6 separate regions of the Homo sapiens genome follow, and all the other regions are linked to region 1. Evidence: chromatin contacts called from ENCODE Hi-C or POLR2A ChIA-PET data. All regions are on one chromosome and are shown on one strand. The core of a region is the stretch at or near the end of the contact, and the rest is flanking DNA. Distances in the headings are between cores, read along the strand shown. Region 1 holds the start of MIR181A2HG (MIR181A2 host gene). Region 2 holds the start of SCAI (suppressor of cancer cell invasion). Region 3 has its middle 60 kb from the start of NEK6. Region 4 has its middle 39 kb from the start of NEK6. Region 5 overlaps NEK6 (NIMA related kinase 6). Region 6 holds the start of GOLGA1 (golgin A1).

Evidence for each region. Hi-C counts contacts between places; a loop is a spot of excess contacts on that map. ChIA-PET counts read pairs that join two places held with the same protein, here RNA polymerase II (POLR2A). Pooled maps may share reads with other maps.
Region 2: a loop to region 1 is called in a pooled map, with 4 times the contacts of the local background. The contact joins the promoter of SCAI here to the promoter of MIR181A2HG in region 1. A Hi-C loop is called at or near these places in 3 of 50 pooled maps. POLR2A ChIA-PET finds 5 or more read pairs at or near these places in 4 of 52 experiments (A549, RWPE1, activated CD4-positive, alpha-beta T cell and 1 more).
Region 3: a pooled map shows a loop between it and region 1 (4-fold over the local background). The contact joins the enhancer-like site here to the promoter of MIR181A2HG in region 1. A Hi-C loop is called at or near these places in 1 of 37 single-sample maps with no recorded cell type and 2 of 50 pooled maps. POLR2A ChIA-PET finds 5 or more read pairs at or near these places in 3 of 52 experiments (Caco-2, K562 and activated CD4-positive, alpha-beta T cell).
Region 4: a loop to region 1 is called in a pooled map, with 5 times the contacts of the local background. The contact joins the enhancer-like site here to the promoter of MIR181A2HG in region 1. A Hi-C loop is called at or near these places in 5 of 37 single-sample maps with no recorded cell type and 4 of 50 pooled maps. POLR2A ChIA-PET finds 5 or more read pairs at or near these places in 3 of 52 experiments (BJ, K562 and activated CD4-positive, alpha-beta T cell).
Region 5: a loop to region 1 is called in a pooled map, with 12 times the contacts of the local background. The contact joins the enhancer-like site here to the promoter of MIR181A2HG in region 1. A Hi-C loop is called at or near these places in 2 of 37 single-sample maps with no recorded cell type and 5 of 50 pooled maps. POLR2A ChIA-PET finds 5 or more read pairs at or near these places in 1 of 52 experiments (common myeloid progenitor, CD34-positive).
Region 6: a loop to region 1 is called in a map of endothelial cell of umbilical vein, with 4 times the contacts of the local background. The contact joins the promoter of GOLGA1 here to the promoter of MIR181A2HG in region 1. A Hi-C loop is called at or near these places in 1 of 168 maps with a recorded cell type or tissue (endothelial cell of umbilical vein), 2 of 37 single-sample maps with no recorded cell type and 12 of 50 pooled maps. POLR2A ChIA-PET finds 5 or more read pairs at or near these places in 1 of 52 experiments (OCI-LY7).

Annotation. Positions count from the first base shown.
Region 1 is chr9:124,656,620-124,660,385 of GRCh38, reverse strand. It overlaps MIR181A2HG (MIR181A2 host gene), which reads right to left and starts at 1,950. Exons shown (of 2, transcript NR_038975.1): 1 at 1,645-1,950. All of the region lies in intron 2 of NR6A1 (nuclear receptor subfamily 6 group A member 1), which reads left to right. RefSeq lists enhancers at 913-962, 1,784-1,903.
Region 2 is chr9:125,141,792-125,145,557 of GRCh38, reverse strand. SCAI (suppressor of cancer cell invasion) reads left to right here and starts at 2,030. Exons shown (of 18, transcript NM_001144877.3): 1 at 2,030-2,173; 2 at 2,881-2,925. The coding sequence starts at 2,121. RefSeq lists a silencer at 1,912-2,411.
Region 3 is chr9:124,195,861-124,199,626 of GRCh38, reverse strand. No RefSeq gene overlaps it. Among named protein-coding and RNA genes, the nearest start is that of NEK6, 60 kb to the left of the region's middle. Within about 2 kb of position 2,091, at least 9 of the 41 ENCODE cell types and tissues checked have a DNase peak (open chromatin) inside an H3K27ac peak, as active enhancers do.
Region 4 is chr9:124,216,862-124,220,627 of GRCh38, reverse strand. No RefSeq gene overlaps it. Among named protein-coding and RNA genes, the nearest start is that of NEK6, 39 kb to the left of the region's middle. RefSeq lists enhancers at 1,519-1,878, 2,449-2,608, 3,518-3,597. Within about 2 kb of position 1,812, at least 16 of the 41 ENCODE cell types and tissues checked have a DNase peak (open chromatin) inside an H3K27ac peak, as active enhancers do.
Region 5 is chr9:124,281,149-124,284,914 of GRCh38, reverse strand. All of the region lies in intron 1 of NEK6 (NIMA related kinase 6), which reads right to left. Among named protein-coding and RNA genes, the nearest start is that of NEK6, 25 kb to the right of the region's middle. RefSeq lists a silencer at 1,851-2,145. Within about 2 kb of position 1,919, at least 22 of the 41 ENCODE cell types and tissues checked have a DNase peak (open chromatin) inside an H3K27ac peak, as active enhancers do.
Region 6 is chr9:124,938,946-124,942,711 of GRCh38, reverse strand. GOLGA1 (golgin A1) reads left to right here and starts at 1,629. Exons shown (of 23, transcript NM_002077.4): 1 at 1,629-1,741; 2 at 2,557-2,606. SCAI (suppressor of cancer cell invasion) reads left to right here. Exons shown (of 18, transcript NM_001144877.3): 18 at 1-104. RefSeq lists silencers at 1,195-1,254, 1,585-1,954 and enhancers at 1,036-1,536, 1,537-2,037.

The sequences.
Region 1 (3,766 bases), core at 701-3,200:
CTAGGAAGGATTAACTCGTAGGCTGACCACTAACATCCTTTGTGGTACGAGGGAGAAACATTCCCAAGTATCATTTTATTCACACTTAATTTTCTATCCCATACCCCCAAAATAAGGCTAGCTATTTAATTAGTTGGCTGCTTTTCTCTTAATTTTTAGTGTTTCTGTTGATAATGTGTAAGTTTGGGAAAATGCTAAGTAGCTTTTCACTTAGAACACTGTTATTTTCTCTTTAAAGTTTTCTACCTTACATTTATTATAGCATAGTTATCTTTATAGCATAGATGCAGAAAGTAAGAGAGAGCTTGTTTTTTCAAGAAAACAACCCTTTAAAATACTTTCCAACCCATGAAGGGAAAAATCCTCCTTTTTTCCCCCAAGTGCATTCTACTTATTACTTTGCATTTTTCTCCCAAAGTCCAAATTTATGCAAAGAAAATAGAAACAAGTTCAAATGCAATGCATTAACCAAATAAAACAAGTCTGCTTCAAATTAGGAACCAACCTAAGCATTTGTAAAGTGTAGCAGAATCAGAATTCTTTTAAAAATTAGATTTGGAACCTGAACTATATAATTCATAATTCTCATTTTTCTGTGGAAAATTATTTTATCTTTCTCCTGTATACCTGAAAAAATGTCCATAGGCTTAAAGGGTCATGCTTTTACATTCCTTCCATATCACAGGTACTATGAAGTAAGGAGACTTTTAGGTTTCTTTTTGTCTTAAACTCAGACAGCTTTGTAAGCAGTAGTGTGTAGATTACAAGAGTTAGACAAAAGCAGGCGCGACTGAGAAGAGTTGGTGGGGGAGAAGCTTGGGGCACTTCCTGTCACTCAACACATTCCAGATCACTAAAAAATTTCCACACCCTCTGCATTCCCCCTTGCCCACTCCAGTTCCCGGTATTTTCTGATTCCATATGTTGTGGTATTTACCATACTTCTCTCCCTCACTAGGCTCTGGCAAGACTGCTTCAGAGGGGATGCATTCCTTTAGATTGCACAAAGCGGAGCTGGGAAAATGGCTGGCAGTTTCAGAATCTAGTCACGATCGCACGCATGAGCACCTCACACATCCATGTCCCTACCCGCCCCCCCGCTCCCGCCCCTGCAGCTGGCTGACCTGTCTCACCCACTGCTGGCCTATCGAACGGCCAGGACTGTCTGGTTTTGGCTCGTGCCTTTGTCCATGTCTGGCTTAGTTCCTCTCTGTCTATGCTTGCCTCTACCCCCACCGCCCCAGGCGGCACAAGTGTTTGGCCACACAAAACTAGAGATAGAAAAGGTGGTAAAAACTTCAAACTTTTCTAAATTCTCCAACAGTTTATTTCTTGTGAATTTCTTCCTTCTTTAAATACTCCATTTTAAGAAAACAAAAAAATTAATTATCTAAAGGCAAAGAATGGAAAGCAACCTTTGTGTTCCTTATAATAACTGACTTCATAACTCTCTCCAGCTGCGTTATGGGATGTGTATAAAAAGCTTCTGTTCTGAGAACAAAGGAGCACGTGCAGAAATGAGACGAAAAAATCCACTGACAGTATTCCATTACACAAATTACTTAAAAGATTTTAGTCAAGCCCCTCAACAGATTCAATTTTAAAATGGCTTTTAGTTAAAAAAAAAAAATTGAAAGTGCTTACCCAGTAAAAGAACCGAAGTAGTCCTGAACTGTTACGTAAGACTTTTTACAGTTGGATCTTTGTCAAAAGGGGATGGGGGTGATGGGAGAAAGCAGCAACGACAATCAAAAAAGTTCGAGCTGCTGTGGCTAGAGGACAACTTCTGTGTTTCCAGATAGGATTCTTGCTGTAGAAATGGAACTTCCAGCCAGCACAGCATCCTGTCCCAGTAGAGAAATGAGTTTGTCAGTTAAAACAAAAAAAAAATTAGATACTGGAACCCAGGCTAGACGAGGTATTGAACCGCGCCAGATTTCCTTGCAGCCCTGTCTGCTCAGCTCGCATTGAACTATATATGACCCAGATGATGGACAGAAGCACATTTAGTCATGTGCACACTGGAAGAAAGCGGATTTGCTGGTCCCTGGCAGTGCAGGGGTTTGTCTTCTGATTGGGCTGTGCCCTGATCGGTGAAATGTGAAGCCCTCACCATTCAGAGGCCGTAATTCAGGACTGGCAGTTTGAGTGTCTGGCTGCCTCTAGTCACTGAGAGACTTTGAAGGTGTTGCTTTTGTTTGGTGGCATTACCCACCCAGAGGTTGCTTACACCTCTCTACTTGTGTCAGAAGAAATACTAGTCTTTCTGAAATACAAATAGGCAGCCGATTTTTCCTGAATCCTAAATCACCCTATTGTTGATAAACTTGGCTCTAACTGAAACCAATTATTTGATTTGAAAATTTATTGTGATCCTAACCAAGCTTCATATCCAGACCAACCCTTGGTCTTGATTTTATAGGTTTGATAAGGTAAAAATAAAAGTGGCATATTTGACTTTGAAGCCTCTATATGATATAAATTGCTCTTAATGAAAATTGGATAGATGGACAACAGAGAAGTGAAGTTTTAGATTCTGGAGTGTTTGGATGTATGAGGAAGAAGCTTTATGTCTTTTTATCCCCTTTGTGAGACTGTCACTCTTGTCCCAGTCCTAGTCACATTAGGGGTTGCTGGGGGGGGGAAGCTATGAAAGCATGGACCCTACTGAGCTGTGACATAGCCTTTAATCATGCAAGACAGCCACGGTCTGCTCTCTTCAGTCTGTCTGAACTAGGGTCCTTGGGGTTTATTTTCCATCTTTCTGAGCCACTGGGAAACCAGGTCATTATACAGGACTGTCATTTGTGACATTTTTGTTTAGTACATGGCAGTTGCTTTGTTTATTTAATGCAAGTTGACACTTCTTTAAAGTTTCAAAACAGTAAAGTTGTTTTGTGAGACCTTGACTCTGATATATGAAATCTACTCTACATGGACCAATCATTTTTTTCCGTGGACTTTCTTGTCTCTTTAGAAATTAGCTTATAGAGTCCTAAATTGATACTTAAACATACCAATAGTTCTGTTTATTTCTTGCCTTTCTCACAGTTGTTGAAATAATTCCATCTGTCTCTTTTGCTGTAAATTTTGGGTTTGGATGTTTGTACTTGGAATTTTTTAGATGTTGACTATATTATGCAGCACCTTCCATATGAGGACTACCCCAGAATTATTCTCTTGTCTTAACCCGAGAAAAGCTGTTTTGATGCACTATTAGATATAAGAATGTTCGAAAGAAGAGGAGATGAGCACTCTCTTGCTTTTTGTAAGCCACAAGACAATCTTTTTTTTTTCTAAGTTGTGGTAAGGTATATGTAACATAAAATTGACTGTTGTAATAATTTTTAAGTGTATAGTTCTGTGGTGTTAAGTGCATTCACGTTGTTTTGCAGCCTTCACCACCATCCATCCACCACAGAACTCTTCTCCTCTTGCAAAACTGAAATTCTCTACCTACCTGTTAAACACTAACTTGCCATTCTTCCCTCCCCCAGGCCCTGGGGACAACCATCATTCTACTTTCTCTTTGATTTTTTGTTTTTTGTTTTTGGAGACGGAATTTTACTCTTGTTGCCCAAGCTGGGATGCAATGGCACTGTCTTGGCTCACTGCAACTTCCGCCTCCTGGGTTCAAGCAATTCTCCTTCCTCAGCCTCCTGAGTAGCTGGGACTACAGGTGCCCACCACCACGCCTGGCTAGTTTTTGTATTTTTAGTAGACACGGGGTTTCACCATGTTGGCCAGGCTGGTCTCGAACTCGTGA
Region 2 (3,766 bases), core at 781-3,280, 490 kb before region 1:
GTTGTGTGACCCTGAACAGATTGAATTTTCTGAATCTTAAGTTTCTGTGTCTAAAATAAGAGAATATCAGGCAGGGTTAATCTCACTATTAAAAATAGCACACACAAAGCACCCAGTATCTGGTCCAAAGCTGCCTTTTATTAAGGGCTCATACTCATAGGCCATTTGTTCAAATTCATTGTAGTTGGGAAGAATAATCCAAGGCAATGTATAATTGCTAACATAGTGTAGATTTTGTAAGTACAACACATCTGGACAAGGAAATGTTTGATGTAGGATGGAGTAATTGGGGAAGATAAAGAGGAAGTGTGAATTAAGTGTGGACTGGAATGATGGGATTTGTATGTCTTACAGAGTTAAAATAAGCAGAGATCACTTGGACACAATGTGAAGACTCGAGGATCCTTTTTGGGAAGGCGTAAGAAATGAATAGGTCCTGTTTTATTGACAATATCTGCCATATATCAGTGAGGATTGGTCAATTATGGAAGATGCTAAAAAGCAGGCAATGGATTTTTAATAAGGAATATAATAAATGTATTTCAAGATTACTTCCCTAGTGAGTTGATGATCCCCCTTCGTCTGACACAAATTATTCTCGAGTTCTTTCCTCTCTCTGGCTTGATAATATGGGTGGAAACTGTTAGTTGAGATTGAGGTGATTTGTGGTTCTGTGACTTTAGGATTACGTGAAATACTAATTTGGGGGACCAACAGAGATTTGACATTTTTTCAAAGCAATTTTTCAATTCCTACTACAATTTACCGTCAGTATTACTTCATAAATGGAAAGTCATTTTACCATTAAAGATGTAGGTAGGACCATCTCAGAAGAAAAGACAACTCTTTACACCAAATACATTTGGTTTTGTGAAAAACTAGTATCCTAATTTTTGCCGCTTATGGAGATCAATGAGAGATTTTCCCCACCCCAATGTTGACATGTACTACTCGACGCTGTCATATTATTGAGGCATAAAAGATGTTCTAATAAAATGGAAGTGACTTAAGAGAAAGTTTTATGCCTCCTCCCAACTCTGAACAGATGCTGAGAATATACCAAACAAGTTCACACAGGAGTAGAGATTTAGAGAGGCCTTCCCACCTTCAAGAATTTTATAATACGTTAATGAGCTGAGTCTTATTTTCAAGGATGGCTTTGTTAAAGCAGAAGAAGGGTAACTATGCTTATGAAAGGCAGTTTTGCATGCCTGTTTGTCAAAAAATACAGTACAATTTATTTTAAAATTGATTAATTGGTGTAGAACTTGCAATGGTCACACAATCAGGATGGTCAGCTTCCATTCAGGGATCAAATTTGTCCAGGCCTTTCAAAATGGAACACGTTGCTTTTAGTATGGCATTGGTTCTGTTTGTAGTGCTGATTTTTCTTTCATGGTAATTAAAAAAAAATCTTACTTTCTTAAAAGCCTGCACCCAAGCTAGTGAGCTTTTCTGCAGAGGATTGAGCATCCAAACCATGCTTTATTTTGGTGGATTCTTAGAGTTTTCTGGCTGGGTCCTTTTTGAGGGGTAGCTGTGAGCTGTGAGACAATTTCAGCAAGATGTAGGGACAAGGATCGCATTCGAGGTGGCTTAAAAGGAAACACGTTTGTGAGAGTTGCCTCACTGTCTCACCTGCTAGAAGAAATTGGGAGATTTCAGGGCTTGTTTTCGGTCCTGGCGTGGTGCAGAGGTGGAGGGGCGCCAGCAGGTGTGTGGTATGCAGGACGCAGAGCCAGGAGAACCTGGGGCAGGTGTCTGGAGCCGGGGGTGCAGTTCCTACTTTTAGACGCATGGTGGCGCTAGGGTCTCCTCCGGCCCTGCTAGCAATCTCTAAGGCACCTCCGCCGCCACCTGCAGTCTCAACCAAACCTCTGGGTGGGCAGCGCGGGATGTGACGGGCCGAGCGTCCAATCGACTGACAGATTTCCGTCCACACTACTGCTCTAGCCAATGGGAGCCGAGGAGAGGCGCGGAGGAGGCGGGCCCCGCGGCAAGCCTGGCAGAGGCGCGAGGCCCTCCTCCCGCCTCTCCGCCTACTCCAGCCTCCGCCGCCTCAGCTTCCCGAGCGAGCCCTGCGGCCGCCGGAGCAGCTCCCGCGGCGGAGCAGGAGCCGGATGGTCAGAGGAGCCCGGCAGCCCCAGCAGCCGCGGAGTCGCCTGGCCCCCAGGTGCGGGGGCTGGGTGGAGGCCGGGGTTGGGGATGGGGTGGGGGCCAGGGAGCGGGCCCAGGGGCAGCGGCTCGGGGCGGTGGAGCATTCGGGGCGCAGAGACCGGAGGGGCGGGGGGTGCAGGCTGGGGGGACCTTGGGGGCGCCTGCAGGCGGCGGCGCGGGCTGGGCGCGATCGCCTCCTCGAGGCCAGGTGAGAGGGGCGTGTGAGGGAAGGGGCGCCGAGGGGTGAGGCTGGCGGCGCGGGGCCGGGAGGGGCAAGGCGGGCGCGCCCCCGGAGGGGCCGTGGAATGCGGGGGTCGCCGGGCCCGGAGAGGCGGGGCGTGGAGGGGGCAGTGCACGGTCGGGAACGGGTGGGCACAGGAAAGGGGAGGCTAGGGGGGCTTGCGGGGGTGACGAGGCAGACAATGAGTAGGTGGAGGTGGGTGATTTTGGGGAGCTGGGCTGTGACGAGCAGGGGTCGAGGATGGGGTGAGGGACCAGGAAGGTTTGAGCTCAGGGGGAATTGGGGGAACGGTGAGTCCCAGGAATGCTAGGTCTTGGTAAATAGGGGAAACAGGGCATGAGGCGTTTGTAAGGTCAGATCTGGGCTTGGCGAGCCTGTGGTCCCAGAGGGTGGTCTATTTAGTTCTTGACTGGCACGGTAGCGCCGGGAGATGTTTTCTTGTATGTTACTTTTAGTTACCGTCTTATTTGTTTGGTCTGCAGACTGACTGGCACAGTGGAGAAACCGCCTCGAAAACGGAGAAGCAGGTAAGGCAGTGCCTTCCTATTTTGCTTCATGTTTTTCTTTTTGCTTGGCTGCACCTGTGCCGTACTGCATAATTGTATACTGTCAGTAGATGAAGTTTCTTATTTATCCCCCTTTTAAAAGAATATAACCACATGCATGATTTTTCTTTTGAGGACTTCAAATTACTACCTCTACAGTCGATTTTTTTTTTCTTGGTATCTAAGATAATGTGGGAAATCTTGAGAAATCCTACTTTTTTACTTTTTGATGTTGTGTAAGGATCTCAGCTATTTTTTTTTTTAACCTTAGCCATAATTTCATTTTCTCCAGCATCTCTGTTTAAAAAGCTCATCTTGGCTGGGGTGGCTCATGCCTTCAATCCCAGCTCTTTGGGAGGCTGAGGCAGGAGGATCATTTGAGCCTGGGAGTTCAAGACCAGTCTGGGCAACAGAGCAAGACTCCGTCTCTACAAAAAATTGAAAAACTAGCCGGTCCCATAAATATATACACCTACTATGTACCCACAAAAACAAAAAATTAAAAAAACAAAAACCAACTAGCTGAGCGGGTGTTGTGGACCTGTAGTCCCAGCTTCTCAAGAGGCTGAGGTGGGAGGATTGCTTGAGCCCAGGAAGTCAAGGCTGCAGTGATGCAGTGAGCCGTGATCATGCCACTGCACTCCAGTGTGGGGAACACAGCAAGACCCTGCCTCAAAAAATAAACTAATTTTATTGAGCATCTACTATGTGCCAAGTACTGTGTACGAATGCTCTATGTGTATCTTCTCCTGTAATCCTCAAAGAACCCTAAGAGAATATGTAGTGTCACTATTTTACAGAAGAGGGAACTGCGACACAGAGA
Region 3 (3,766 bases), core at 842-3,341, 460 kb after region 1:
TTATGGACCAGTACCCCAACCTATCATACAGCCATGGACATAACTGACCCAGGAACAGCCCTGCTGGCCTTCAGTTTTCCCCTCTGTGAGACAGGAGTGTCTACCAGTCGAGTTAGAGTTTTTCTATTTGTAGCCGAGATGGAAGCTGGGTCGTGGGGTGGCGTGGGTGGCTGCAGGGCCTCCTAGGGGAAATGTACCATGAGAAAATATGGATTCTGGAGTAAGCAATAGGGCCTGAACAAAAAGGAGAGTTCCAGACTTGAGGTGGTGGCTGGGACTTGAACCCCCAACCCCATCCTCCTGCCGAGGTGTGTGCTGCACCCAAGGGAAAAGCTAGCTCTAGGTTTTTGAACTTAGAAAGCAGCTTCATCAACTTCTGCATTGGGGCTTAAGCACCTCCAGGTAGAGACCTCCTGAGTGAGCATAAAGCTTTCCATCACAGACCCAGGAGCTGCCCAGGTCTTAGGGGCTGGAGCTGTCAGGAAGGGTCTGGCGCTGGGTCAAGGCACAGGAAAGGTCTGTGTGGAACAGAGGCTGGTGCAGCAAAGGCTCAGGGGCCAGGGCCTGGGTGCGGTGGCTCATGCCTGTAATCCCAGTACTTTGGGAGGCCAAGGCAGGTGGGTCACCAGGAGTTCAAGACCAGCCTGGCCAACGTGGTGAAACCCCAGCTCTACTAAAAATACAAAAATTAGCTGGGTGTGGTGGTGGGCAAGTGTAATCCCAGTTACTTGGAGGCTGACCTGGGAGAAACGCTTGAACCTGGGAGGCAGTGGTTGCAGTGAGCCGAGATCATGCCACTGCACTCCAGCCTGGGCAACAGAGCAAGACTCTGTCTCAAAAAGAAAACAAAAAGCAAAAAACATGCTCAGAGGCCAGCCCAGCTGAGGTGCCCTGGTCAGATTCATAGGTCCATGGAAGACTCCATTTGGGAACAACCCGAACTCTCTTGTTGGGGCAGAAGGTGGGAGATTTGTGGTAGACTAGGGTTCTGGGACAAGGAGGTGGGCCTTGGGGCTGGGTGCTGGATGTGCCTCTCCACGTGATCTTCTTGCACCCAAAGGACATGGTGAGGCCTGTTCAGCCTTATGTCATGGCCTGAGGTTCCCAAGTTCAACACCCACATCTTCCATAGATACAGAAGTCCCCAGTGGTCAGCCTCCAGTAAGAAGAGAGTAGGCAGCGGGGAACGCTGGCTTAATAAATAAGAAAATAACAAAAATAAGAAGAAACGGGCCAGGTGTGGTGTCTCATTCCTGTAATCCCAGCAATTTGGGAGGCTGAGGTGGGCAGGTGACTTGAGGTCGGGAGTTTGAGACCAGCCTTGCCAACATGGTGAAACCCCGTCTACCAAAAACACAAAAATTAGCCAGGTGTGGTGGTGCATGCCTGTAGTCCCAGCTACTTGAGAGACTGAGGCAGGAGAATCACTTGAACCTGGGAGGTGGAGGTTGTAGTGAGCCGAGATCACGCCACTGCACTCCAGCCTGGGCGACACAGCGAGACACCGTCTCAAATTAAAAAAAAAAAAAAAAAAGAAATGACATCAACAGTTGCATCTGTCCATAGTGTGTAGCGCAGCATTCAAGGAGATCCCTGAGGCATCTGGGGTGTCTGATATCCTATAGGCACCAAGGCTTCCTTAATGCTGCCCCCACCTGATTTTAGAGTGGGGACCGCAGAACAATGTCTGGTCCACAAAGAGCTCAGCCAGGCTGACCACGGAGGCTCAGTGGACTGAGAAGATGGTCAGAATGTGTGGTTTCAACAGCTAAACCCAGACACCCTGGTGTGCGTTTCTCAAATTAGCGATATGTGGGTGGTGGTAGAGGGCAGTAGATCTCACTGGTTGTAACCACAAGCATCCTGGGGCCGTACTGGCAGTGGGGGAAGATGGTGGAGGTAGGGGAAGAAGGGAGGAGTGGGGCAGGTAGGCGAGGACCACGGGAACTGTAGGACTTTAGGGAATTCAGATGTGTCATAGTCACTGTGGCCAGCAAGGCCTTGGGTCCTCTGCCCACACAACTTCATGTCGTCTTGCAACCACCCCACTGGGAGGGGCTGTTACTATCATTTCACAAATGAGGAAGCAGAGACTCAGAGACGGGAAGTACCATGTGCAGATATGAAGGGAATGGAGCTCAGCTAGCAGTCTACGTGACCGTGGCCAAGGGGCCAAGAGGACCAAAGCTCAATTCAGGTCAAAACCCGTCTCTGAGAGGGTCCAACTGGGCAGGCAGGTGTGGTGGGCATCTGTGCTCCTGGCCAGCCCTCCAGCTCCCTTCTCTTGTATCCTCCTCTCCCCTAGGTGGAACCTCAGGGGCCATATTTGTACCTCTCTGCTCCCCTAGCGACAGCTGATTAGACCAGAGGTGCAGGCTGATTTGAGCTGAGCCAATCAGCTTCTTTCTCCTGTGACTTTGGCTTTGAGAATCAGGGATACTGGGTTGCCTTCCTGGCTGGTTATTTGAAAGGAGGCATAAAGCTGGGCTGGACTGGCTGTGTTTGGCCACTTGCTCATAGAATGGCAGAGAGAAGACTCAATCATGGAAAGGTTGAAATGCAGTTATGGGAGGGAGAGACAGAGACAGGCAGAGACAAGATAGAAAGAGGCAGTCATGCAGGAGAGATACTGAGACAAGGCGGGGAGCGGGAGAGGGAGAGAGAAAGGAAGGAAAATAAGAAGGAAGACTGAGATAAAGAGAGAGATAGTCACAAGGAGCCTAAGACACTACCTCCAGATCTCCTGACAACTTTCTGGGTCCCTACTCCTGCCTTCCTGAAGCTGCTCCATGTCCAGCCTTGGATCTCTGGGACCCTCCTGTTTTAATAAATTCCCTTCTCTTCTTGGGCTGTTTTGAAGAAGCTTTCTTTCTTTTATTTTTTTTACTTGCAATTAAACCCCCTGACCTCATTGCATTCAATCTGTACATTGTTTTGGGAGTACAGATATTAATAATATTAATTCTTCTCATCCATGAGCATGAAATAGCTTTCCACTAATTTAGATCTTCAATTTCTTTATCAATGTTTTCTAGTTTTCAGTATACAAATATTACACCTCCTTGGTTAAATTTATTCCTCAGTATTTTTTTAATGCCTTTGTAGATAAGATTGCTTTCTTGATTTGTTTTTCACCTAGGCTGTTGTTTTTGTGTAGATCTGCTATTGACTTTTGTGTGTTGATTTTGCATCCTATGACTTCGCTGAATTTATTTATTAGATATAACAGGGTTTTTTTGTGTGGAATCTTTGGGATTTTCTGTATATAGAATCATGTCATCTGCAAATAGAGATCATTTTACTTCTTCCTTTCTGATTTAGATGACTTTTATTTCTTTTTCTTGTCTGATTGCTCTTGCTCATACTTCCAGTACCATGTTGAATAGAAGTGGAGAGAGTGGGCATCCTTGCCTTGTTCTAGATTTCAGTAGGAAAGTTTTTGATTGTTCCCCATTAATTATGGTGTTAGCTGTGGTTTTTTCATAAATGGCCTCTATTATGTCAAGAAACTTTCTTTCTATGCCAAAACTGTTAAGAGTTTTTATCCAGAAAGGATGCTGAACTTGGTCAAGTGCTTTTTCTGTTTCAACTGAGATGATTGTGTGGTTTTTATCTTTCATTCTGTTAATGTAACGTACCACATTGATTGATTTGTGCACATTAAACCAGTCTTGCCTGTCAGAAATAGACCCTACTTGGTTATGACATGTAGTCTTTTTTGTGTGTTCTTGATTTTGGCTTGCTTATATTTTATTAGGATTTTTAC
Region 4 (3,766 bases), core at 563-3,062, 440 kb after region 1:
GATGGTGAAATGGGAAGGGGGCATAGTGTAATGGTTAAGGGTGGGACTTAGGAGCCCAACAGTTTGGTTCAGATCAGCTCTGCCATTTACTAGTTGCGTGACTTGATCTCTCCATGCCTCAGTTTTCTCTTCTGTTAAATAGGAGTCATAGTGATCACAGTACTTGCTTCATAGAACTGTCATGAGAACTAGCGTGTTGCATAAGCGATTGCTAGGATCATTGTTGAGTCCTTACGCTGAGCCAGTACTCTACCAAACACTCTACCTACATTATCCTATTTCATTCTTAAAAACAAAATATCGGCCGGGCACTGTGGCTCACGCCTGTAATCCCAGCACTTTGGGAGGCTGAGGCAGGTGGATAACGAGGTCAGGAGATGGAGACCGTCCTGGCTAACACAGTGAAACCCCGTCTCTACTAAAAATACAAAAAATTAGCTGGGCGTGCTTGCAGGCGCCTGTAGTCCCAGTTACTTGGGAGGCTGAGGCAGGAAAATGGCCTGAACCCGGGAAGCGGAGCTTGCAGTGAGCCGAGATCGCGCCACTGCACTCCAGCCTGGAAGACAGAGTGAGATTCTGTCTCAAAAAAAAATATCGGCCAGGCGCGGTGGCTCACACCTGTAATCTCAGCACTTTGGGAGGCCAAAGTGGGCGGATCACCTGAGGTCAGAAGTTGGAGACCAGCCTGGCCAACATGGCAAAACCTCGTCTCTACTAAAAATACAAAAATTAGCCGGGTGTGGTAGCACATGCCTGTAATCCCAGCTACTAGGGAGGCTGAGGCAGGAGAATTGTTTGAACCCAGGGGGCGGAGGTTGCAGCAAATCGAGATCACGCCACTGCACTCCAGCCTGGGCGACAGAGGGAGATTCCATCTAAAAAATAAAAAAATAAATTAAAAAAGGTCCTTTTTATTCCCATTTTTACATGTGAAAATACTGAAGCTCTGAGACATAAAGCAACTAGGTTGAGGACGAGCATCAGTAGGAAGTAGAATATGACTGCAAAGTCCTATCCCTGGGCGGCTGCACCATTCCCTGTTTTGTTTCTCAGTCCTTCCATTGGAAGACAAGCCCCTGTATTAAATCCCTTCTGTTCAAAACCTAGGGCATTTCAGGCTTCCTGATGAGATGCTGCCTGATACAGTAGTTACTGTTTATTGTGGGTTTCCTGGGAACGGGCACTCTTCTATGCACTTTACATACAGTAATGTATCTAATCATGCCCTGCTCATCCTATGCATTAAGTGCTATGATCTCACTCGACAGCAGAGGAAGGAGAGGGGAAGCCACTTGCCTGGGATCCTGCAGCTCATGAGGGGCAGAGCTGGGGTTTGAGGACATGAGGTTCAAATCCAGAATCCACATCCTGACCCATGGCAGGAGACCACCCTACTTGCTGTTGGCCATCACTACTGCCAGGCAGCAGCCAGCCCACCAGAGCCTGGCCCTGGTGGCAACCAGTTAGCCTCTGTGACCTCCCCATCTGACTCCATCTTCCCCCTCTGCTGTGGACCTTGTCTAATTTCTACCCACTTCAGAGACTAGGACAAAGATGGCATCTCCAAGGCATTCTCTTCTCCAAGCTGAAGACCCCTGTGTCTGGGAGGGGCTGGGAGGTGAGGTGGGGCCTTCCTGGAGGATACTAAAAGGGCTCCTAACCCTGGTGTCTCTTCCCTCCCAGCCTGTCCCTCTTATGCCACTCATGGCATCAATCCGTCCAGAGGGACACTCCGATGACTCACCCACCACAGCACTTTCACTTCCTTCTTCTCCAGAGGAGGCGTCTGACCTGCTGCAGCTGCACTGAAGGGCCTCTTCTCAGGGGCTTCCAAGGCTATAGGGGGCGGCCAGGGGCCCTGCTGCAGCCTTGAGGTCCAGGCCTGGGGCCTAGAGTGCTGCCTCTGTAGGGAGCAGAGTGACCGGAGGGGCTTTGGGCCTCCTTGCTAGAGACTGGCTTCAGCTGAACCCTGTCCAAATTGTCAGTCACCCTCAACACCCATGCAGGGTTGGCACACAGGGAGATGGACCTTGAGTTTTTTTTTGAGACAGAGTCTCACTCTGTCGCCTAGGCTGCAGTGCAGTGCAGTGGTGCGATCACAGTTCACTGCAGTCTCCACTAACGGGGCTCAAGCAATTCTCCCACCTCAGCCTCTCGAGTAGCTGGGATGACAGGTGCATGCCACAACGCCCAGTTAATTTTTGTAGAGATGGGGTTTTACCATGTTGCCCAGGCTGGTCTTGAACTCCTGGGCCCAAGCGATCCGCCCACCTCAGCCTCCAAAAGTATTGGGATTACAAGGGTGAGCCACCATACCCAGCTGACCTGGAGTTTTAAAGCTGGAGTTGTATCTCTCATACTTCCTGATGGCATTGAAGGGACCCATATTCATTCATTCACTCATTCATTTACTCCTTTATTCCCTCATGTAACAAATCTGTCCTGGGCTTCTATATACCAAGCAGTCCCTAGGGTACCAAGAAACCAGGGCTCGCCCTCTGCCCATGAGGAGCTCATGGCCCATCTATGGGTGGGGGTTGTGGGAGTGGCGGGTAGCAGGGCGGATCCATAAATAGAAAACCCCGGTACAGTGAAAGCGGGCCTTGGAGAGGGCTGGGGAAGCCCAGGCAGTGCAGTGGTTGTGGTTAAGTCACAGGGCACCGCAGGGTGGACCTAGGATTTGTGAAGTCTGAAGCTTTTCAATTTTGGAAGCCCCATCTGTAGAAACAGAATACAAAATTAGATTCAAAAGCATTTATTTAGAAGGAGAAAACAAAACCCAAGACAGTATCAAGGGCTTGGAGATACTTCTGAGATCCCTTCACACAGTTTACCAGAAATGTTTACATGGAAATGCTTCCTCATTACAAGCTGGTTTCCCTCTCTCCCTAGAGTACTCTATAGCTCCCAGCTACTCCAGGGGTGCTGGGAAGGGCAAGGCTGAAAATGAAGCTTTGCTAGGGTCACAATGCAGCCTCCTTGGAGCAGGCAAGTTGCACAACACTGATCCCATCCCAGTCTCAGAGGATAGTGCATGGTTCAATGACCTAGCTGTGGAGTCAGACCTGGGTCACACTCCCCACTCAGCCATTTTCTGACTATGCCACCTTGGGGAAGTTGCTCATCTCTGAGCCTTGGTTCACTCGTCTGTAACATGAAGCTATTGATAGAACCACACATTGTGTTTTTGTAAACATTCAATGAGATCATCCATGCAGAGCAGTTCATAAACATGAAGCACTGGATGAACGCCACTGTCACAGTGAATGCCACTATTCATGATGAAGGTCTGTGGCTGTCTTGTCCTGCCTCTCTCTCTCTCTCTCTCTCTCTCTGTGTGTGTGTGTGTGTGTGTGTGTGTGTGTGTGTGTGTGTGTGGTGGGTGGTCAGGGAAGGCTTCCCAGAAGAGGTGACATTGGTGTTGGGCCCTAAAGGAAAATGTAGAGAAGGGCATTCCAGGCAAAGAGAATGGTGCATGAAGTGACTGGTGTCTTGAGGAAGGGAAGAAGCCCAGCCAGCCAGGAGCAACCTAGAGGGATTCTCTAGCCTCTGGGTGGCCATATTAGGGCTGGGCCTGAGCTTCCCAGGCCCTCCTGGTTGCAGCCCCAAGGCTGCAGCCTGGCAGAGGCCAACTGTTGTGTCTGGGTGGGTGGGGGGTGCCCAGCTTGGTCTCTGCTATGCTGGCAGAAGTTTCAGCCTCTCACCTCTCTGCCTCCCCTGTTTCCGGTCCTCCACTTCCTTCCCCTCCACAGACCACAGAGGCGTT
Region 5 (3,766 bases), core at 670-3,169, 380 kb after region 1:
TTGCAGATAGGGAAACTGAGAGTCAGAGTGGTGTAAATTTGAAGACCTGGGAGACAGCAGAGGCAGGGGCTTGAACACTGGTGCCAGCCTGGAGTTGGGGATGAATCTCGGCAGATCCTGTGTCATTAAGGGAAGCTCCCACCAGACATGCAAGAGCAGAGAAAGTTCCACCAGGCGGTGCATGTGGTCTTGGACCCCAGACACACACATTCTTCCCTCCACAGGCGTCCGGAGAATTCCTGCAGGGGCAGGTGTGGAAGGACAGGGCCCAGCTGCAGTCAGAACAACTCCATAGAGACCGCCTCAGTCCTGCCTTTTTAAGACACTGGAACCCATTAACTGGGAATTTTGTGCTGAACGCCCAGAAAATCCCCGGAGCTTTGCTCATAGTTTTGGGTCAACATTGGATAATCATTAAACAAACGTGTGCGTGGTCGCTGCCACGCTCCCATTCCACTCCTGGGAGCAGGAAAGACCCGAGTCCGTTCACTTGAGGCCTCATGTTTCACCAGATCCCCAAGGACTCCATCAGTCCACATCCAGTATTTTATTTTATTTATTTACTTAGAGACGGAGTCTCGGTCTTCGCCCAGTATGGAGTGCAGTGGTGCCATCTTGGATCACTGCAACCTCCGCCTCCCTAGTTCAAGCAATTATCGTGTCTCAGCCTCCCAAGTAGCTGGGATTACAGACATGCACCACCACACCTGGCTAATTTTTGTATTTTTAGTAGAGACAGGGTTTCAACATGTTGGCCAGGCTGGTCTCGAATTCCCAACCTCAGGTGATCCTCCCGCCTCAGCCTCCCAAAGTGCTGGGATTATAGGCGAGAGCCACTGCGCCTGGCCCACATCTGGTATTTTAAAGATGGGGAAACCAAGCCACACAGCAGAGGCGTCACATGCCTCCAGACATTCCATTATTTGCTCACTCAATGGACACACAAGTGCTGGGCACCAAGCGTGTGCCAGGCAAGGGGGACCAATCTCCATCCTCAATGGGGCTCTCAGGCGTCCCTTAAACTACAACCAGGGTGCCCGCTGCTCTGCAAAGCAGGGTGTGGAAACACAAGAAAATGTGCGTGCAGTCTACCTGGGGCATGGGATTTTTCCTCGGAACGGGAAGCAGCTCTGAGTGGAGGAATAGGGGCAGGGCACTCCAGGCAGAGGGCATGGCACGTGCAAAGGCCTAAAGGTGAGGCAAGCCCTGTGCGAGTTGTGGGATAGAGGCCGAAATGACAGCAGTGGCATCAAGCCTGCAGAGGGGAGGTTCAGGAAGTAGGATCCACAGGGCACTGCCATGACCTGCACATGGCTGGTAAGGGGTGCAGAGCCAGGGCTGGCACCCAGCTCTCCAGGCTCCCTTCCAGGGCTCCCTGCACATGACCCTCCCTCCCGCGATACCAAGTCTAGGTGGGTTTTCCTCAATGCCAATCAATGCCTGAGATGCAGCTTAGCAGCCTCTGTCCTCCGTCCAGTGCTACACCCGTGCACTCAACTTCCCCACCCCTGCCCGGTCGTCTCAGCTAACTGTGTCCTAGGACGTGGGGAAGGAAATGCCTATAGATTCTCCTTCCCAAGAGGCCCCACTGAGGCTCCGTCGCAGGAGTGGCATGAAATTTACGTTCTGGGCTCCAAGATGCTCTCTCTCATTCAGTATTGACTGAGCACCTACTATGTGCCAGGCCCTGGGCTAGGCACGGGAAGGGTTTGCCTTGTCATCCCCAGCCTTCCTGAGAGGGTCAGGGCTGGAACTGTGCCTCCTACTTCACAGGAGAGAAGTGGGGCTCAGCAGGGCTCTGGGACTCCCTTGCTTGAGATCACTTGGCAGGGAGTTGTCAGGGCGGAAACGTCTGATCACAGGGCCTTTGCCAAAATAGATAAAGGCCTCTGGGGGAACAGGGGAGGCTGGATTCCCTCCTTCCTGCCCCACAGGCTGCCCTTTGTCCACAAAGCGGGGGAGGCTGTGCTGGTGGGCGCTGCCGGGAATGGCGGGCCCTGTCATTACTGGGAGGGGCCGCTCTCTAACCCAAAAGAGCAGAGCCAGGGCTGGCGGCCTATGCTGGGCGCTGAGACGTTCTCAGCCCTCAGTGGTCCTGGCTGGTGCCACCAAAGGACCAAACGCTGCAAGCCTGTTTTTAAAAAACATCGTGCTGAAGACCCAGATCTACTCAGCACTTGTCTTTGGGGCCTGTATGAAAGCGTAGGAATGAATCTGGGATGCAGAGAGTCAGGGGGATCCCGGCCCTCCCGTGCCCCTGAGTATTCAGTGGGCGTGTCTGACCCACCCCCTGTGGCCCCAGCCTGGCCCTTGCTGTGGTGACAGCGTTCCCCCGCCAGACTCTGCTCCTTGGTCTCCTGTCTCCTCCTGGGAATGAGGGCAGGCTCCCTGGACCTGCCCTCCTCATCCCTTACGCCCCCAGAGTAATGTTCCCCCCAAACCCTTGTCTATCTGGAACTGGGGCATAGGCCCTTACTTGGAGATACTAATCAAGTTAAGCTGGGGTCACATGGGATTAGGGTGGCCCAAATTCAATGACGGGTGTCTTTCTATGAGGGATGGACACAGAGACAGACGCACAAGGAAGAAGGCCATGTGGCGACAGAGGCGAGCACTGGAGGGATGTGTAGACGAGCCACGGAACACGGAACAAGGAACAAGGAGGGTGGCTAGCGCCTGCCAGAAGCCAGAAAAAGGCACGGCAGGTGCTTTGTCAGAGCCTCCACGGGAACTGAGCCTACCACCAGCCTGATTTCAGGCATCACGCCTCCAGGATTCTCCAAGAGAGAATGAATTTCTATTGTTTTCAAGCACCCAGTTTGCAGTAATTTGTTATAATATCCCTAGGAAACCAATACGCCCCACCGCACACCAGGGCAGAGCCGGGGGCTCACGTGTGGCCATGACTCAGAGGTTCTTGAGGCATCAAAGTCTGCCCCGGGCTCCACTTCTGTGTCTGGGGTACAGAAGTACATCAATGGCTTCCGGGCCTGGAGGTGTCACAGGCCTGGACAGCCTCTCCCACATTTTGAAGATAGACATAGGTTGCCAGAGTTTTCTGGCATCTAAAATAAAACGTCCACCTAGTATCACCATCTTTCATAAAAGAAAGGACAGGCCGGGTGTGGTGGCTTACGCCTGTAATCCCAGCACTTTGGGAGGCCGAGGTAGGCAGATCACCTGAGGTCGGGAGTTCGAGATCAGCCTGGCTAGCATGGTAAAACCCTGTCTCTACTAAAATACAAAATTAGCTGGGTGTGGTGGCAGGCACCTGTAATCCCAGCTACTCAGGAGGCTGAAGCAGGAGAATCACTTCAACCCTGGAGGTGGAGCTTGCAGTGAGCTGGGATCGCACCACTGCACTCCAGTCTGGGCGACAGAGTGAGATTCTGCCTCCAAAAAAAAAAAAAAAAAAAAAAAAAAAAAAGAAAAAACAGCTGACATGGAAAGTAGCTATGCCAAGCCAGGCCTTCCTTTTCTTATTTCACCGTGGGTCCGCGGAAGACTTCACACGGCCCTAGGCCTGGCCTGGGTCTGGGATTTGGGAACCAGTGGACTCAGGCCACTGTGCTAGGTGACTTTTTCAATCGTGGCTGAGGAGAAGCATGGCCGGCCTCCTCCATTCTCCTATGAGTACAAAAAGGGGGTCTCCCTCTCAGAAATCTGACCAGTATATTCCAGTGAACATGAGGGTAATTCTAGTGAACACTCTCGGAGTACTGGGTGATTTCCTGGTCTGAGGGAAGAGGCCCCCAGGCCAGTCACC
Region 6 (3,766 bases), core at 380-2,879, 280 kb before region 1:
TCTACATTCATCAGGTGTGAACTCTTGTACATGAATTTTGTACCTTGAATCCACATATATATTAAGTGTATCATCAATATAAAAATAAACATTATTTGCTTAAAGTTTTTGGTACTTTTTCGGTATTGACAGCTGAACTGTTAGGGTTTGCTTCATTCAAATATCTCAGAGGCTTTGAACTATCTTGGGGTTGATGCTTCTTGTTAGTTTGTCAATGTTTGAATCCTGGTTTTGGTTTTTTCCCTGCCCTGCTCCTGCAGGTCAGAACTGGAACACGCGAGGGAAGGGACTGTTGAAGAATTGGGTGGAATCTGCTTATTCTTGGGCTTGTGTTGAGTCTGGGGATGGAACCAGAGTTCCTTAAGGTGGAATGGCTGGCTTGGCATTGACGAGTTCAGGGACCTGACTTAGGGTACTGATTTGGACCGTGACTTTTTGTTTGAGATAGAGTTTCGCTCTTGTTGCCCAGGCTGGAGTGCAATGGCGCGATCTTGACTCACTGCAACCTACACCTCCCGGGTTCAAGCGATTATCCTGCCTCAGCCTCCCAAGTAATTGGGATTACAGGCATGGGCCACCATGCCCGGCTAATTTTGTATTTTTAGTAGAGACGAGGTTTCGCTATGTTAGGCTGGTCTGAACTCCTGACCTCGGGTGAACCACCCGCCTCGGCTTCTCAAAGTGTGGGGATTACAGGAGTGAGCCACCGCGCCCGGCCTGGACTGTGACTTGGAACAAGATAGTTTTTCCTCTTTTGTTTATTTTCCTACTGCCTGCATGATTGCTATTTATTTAAAGAGACGGAGTCTCGCCACGGTGCCCAGGCTGGTCTGGAAGCCCTGGTCTCAAGAGATCCTCCCACCTCGGTCTTCCGAGTAGCTGGGACCACAGAAGCGCGCGCCGTGCACTTTTGATGTTTTCAACTTCCTTCCTAAGCAGAAAGGAGACGGCCCAGCAGCGGATGGTGAAGCTAATCCAATATAGTGAGCTGCCACCAGCGTTTTTAAGTGCATTACATAGTAAGAACGTGGTTCTGCTGGACGTTATGTACTCGGTTGCGATATAAAACGCATCATCTACAGTAGGTGACAGGCGCCAAAGTCTAAAAACTGGTCTCAAGGTGTAAGGTCCCAGGACTAGTTTCTGGAGCTACTGGCTTGTGAGTGAAGCTGGAGGCGCAGACTTCCCGGGTCACACGGTGGCAAGGCAGCTGCCTAGGGTGCGGCGGGACCGGGCGGCGCGGGGGGGCGCCTGGCCAAGCAGTGCAGCCCCGGCCGGGTTTGTAGCCAGCACAGCACAGCGGGGCCTGTGGCACCGACTGGGTTCTTTTACTTTTGACACGAAGCCCCTCCCACTTACCACGCTCTGCACGCGCCCCTGTTAAAATAGAAAAAGACCGAGAGGCCTCGGAGACTCAGTCATCATCTGTGGCTCTGGCCGCTCGCTGACGTGGCGAACTGGGCTGAGGGAGCGCCCGGCTGGGCACCCGAGAACTCCAGCCGTTCCGGCCCAGTCGCCGCTCAGAGGTGGTAACAGTAGCCGCCAAGGCCGCGCACGGGCGCATGCGCGCGTCGGACCAACCCCCTCCCCCCACCGCGCAGTCACTTCCGGCGCGCTGGGAGACGTGCGGTTCCGGGTCGCTGCTCGGCTCGCCGGCTGGGCGGTGGGGGTTGGTGACGCGGGCCGGGGCTCACGAGAGGCCCGGGAGGCGGGGCTTTGCTGGCTTCCCAGAGAGAGGCAGGTGCGCGGGCCAGGACTCCGGGAATGCGAGCAGGCCCCTTATTCTCCCAGTGGCCTCGGTCTGTCCCCACAGCGGCCCGGTCAGGGTTGCCCGAGCCCCAAGGCGGGGGGCGGCACCGGGGTGCTGAAAGGGTGAGAGTGGGGGCGGAGGCGGGCTGCCCCGGCCTGGGAGTCTGGAGCCTAGGGTTCCGGGATTCCTCCCTGCGCGACCTTGGACAAGTCGCTCCTCCTCTCTAGGGCTCAGTTTCCTTGCTGTCAAATGGGAGAGATGTTGGATCCTTCCTTTCTTTGACAGTCCAAAGCACGGGCGGGGCTGGAGGTAGCCTGAGGGAGTGAGATCCAAACTGCCGTGGCAGGCACCTGCCTGCCTCCCTGGGGGTTAGACATCTGTCTTTACCCAATTTTGCCTTGCTTTTTGTCAGTGCACATCCGTGACCAGACGCCCAGGGTCTGGCCGGGTAAACAGTATGTGAGTGTAGTAATCAACTGAGAAATAAATACTGGCTCCAGGAAAACTTAACCTCATTCAAATTGTTTTGCTCAGGGCTCCCAGGGAGAAGTGAATTTAGGCACCCGCTGCGGTGATCAATTCTGTTCTATGCGCTTGTAAGTGAAGCTCTTAGGCAAAAAACAATTTCATAGGAGATCAGGGTTAGGGAGGGTATCCCATTGAGAGTTGTGACAGGTTTTCTTACCCCCTTTAATCCTTCTTCTGCCCCTCCTCTTCCTTCACTTCTTCCCCCTATCCCCACCCAACATTTTGGCCATACACTTGAAAAGAAATACCCAATGCATTTTATCTTTGTCTTCATGCAGGACAGAATGCTTTGACCTCCAAGCTGTTTTAAATCTAGTAGATAAGCCAGGTGAGTAAGTGGTTTACACACATTGAAAGTAAAGTTTCTGAAGAATTGTACAGCCTTAATGGAGGATCTGAAGTGGTAAGATGGCATTTGTGTATCTCAGAGCAGAGCTTAGGTATCCTCCACAAAACATGGAAAGTTAAGGTTGGAACCAGAATATTAGTGTTTTATACACCATTAGGAGGAAAAGGTTTTTGAATCTTACTTTGAATATCATGTCAAACATTCTTAAGAAAAGAAACTGTGAGGCCGGGCGCAGTGGCTTATGCCTGTAATCCCAGCACTTTGGGAGGCCAATGCAGGTGGATCATCTGAGGTCAAGAGTTTGAGACCAGCCTGACCAACACGGAGAAACCTCGTCTCTACTAAAAATATAAAATAAGCCGGGCATAGTGGCGCATTCCTGTAATCCCAGCTACTCGGGAGGCTGAGGCAGGAGAATCGCTTGAACCCAGGAGGTGGAGGTTGCGGTGAGCCGAGATAGTGCCATTGCATTCCAGCTTAGGCAACAAGAGCGAAACTCCATCTCAAAAAAAAAAAAAAAAAAAAAAAAAAAAAGAAAGAAAGAAAATAAACTCATTGGAGGTAATTTTATCAAACTCAAAACCACACAGCGTCTCTAGAAAATGTTCAAGGATATCAGATACTTATATAATAGAGTTGTCTGGTGTGTCTTCTTTTTTCTGTTACCAGCTTTTCCTATTGGACAGTTGATTGCAAACCATCCTGAAACAGTAGGATATTACACCTTTTACATATTGAATTACATATTGAATATTGAATTACATATGAATTGAATTACATGCATTTTTGTCTTCAACTTAAAGAACACTAAACTGTAGTTAAGCTTATTGGAGGAAGGATTTGAAATCATTAAGTCATGAATATATGATGTTGATGTCTGCTCTGGGACATTTTACCAAGTGTGTTATATGTCATAGCCAACATGTAATTAAAAAAAAAAAACGTAGAGATTTGTGAATCAGAGTCCTCTGTTCAAATACCAGCCCTTCCACTTAGCCACACAATCTTTGGTAGGTTACTTCATCTTCTTGAGACTGGGTTTCTTCATCTGTATATGCATATGAAGCACCTGAGTGCTTTTTAAATGTTTAGTAATTGTGTTCTATAAGTGTACATGTAAGTTATGAAACTTAGTTTTG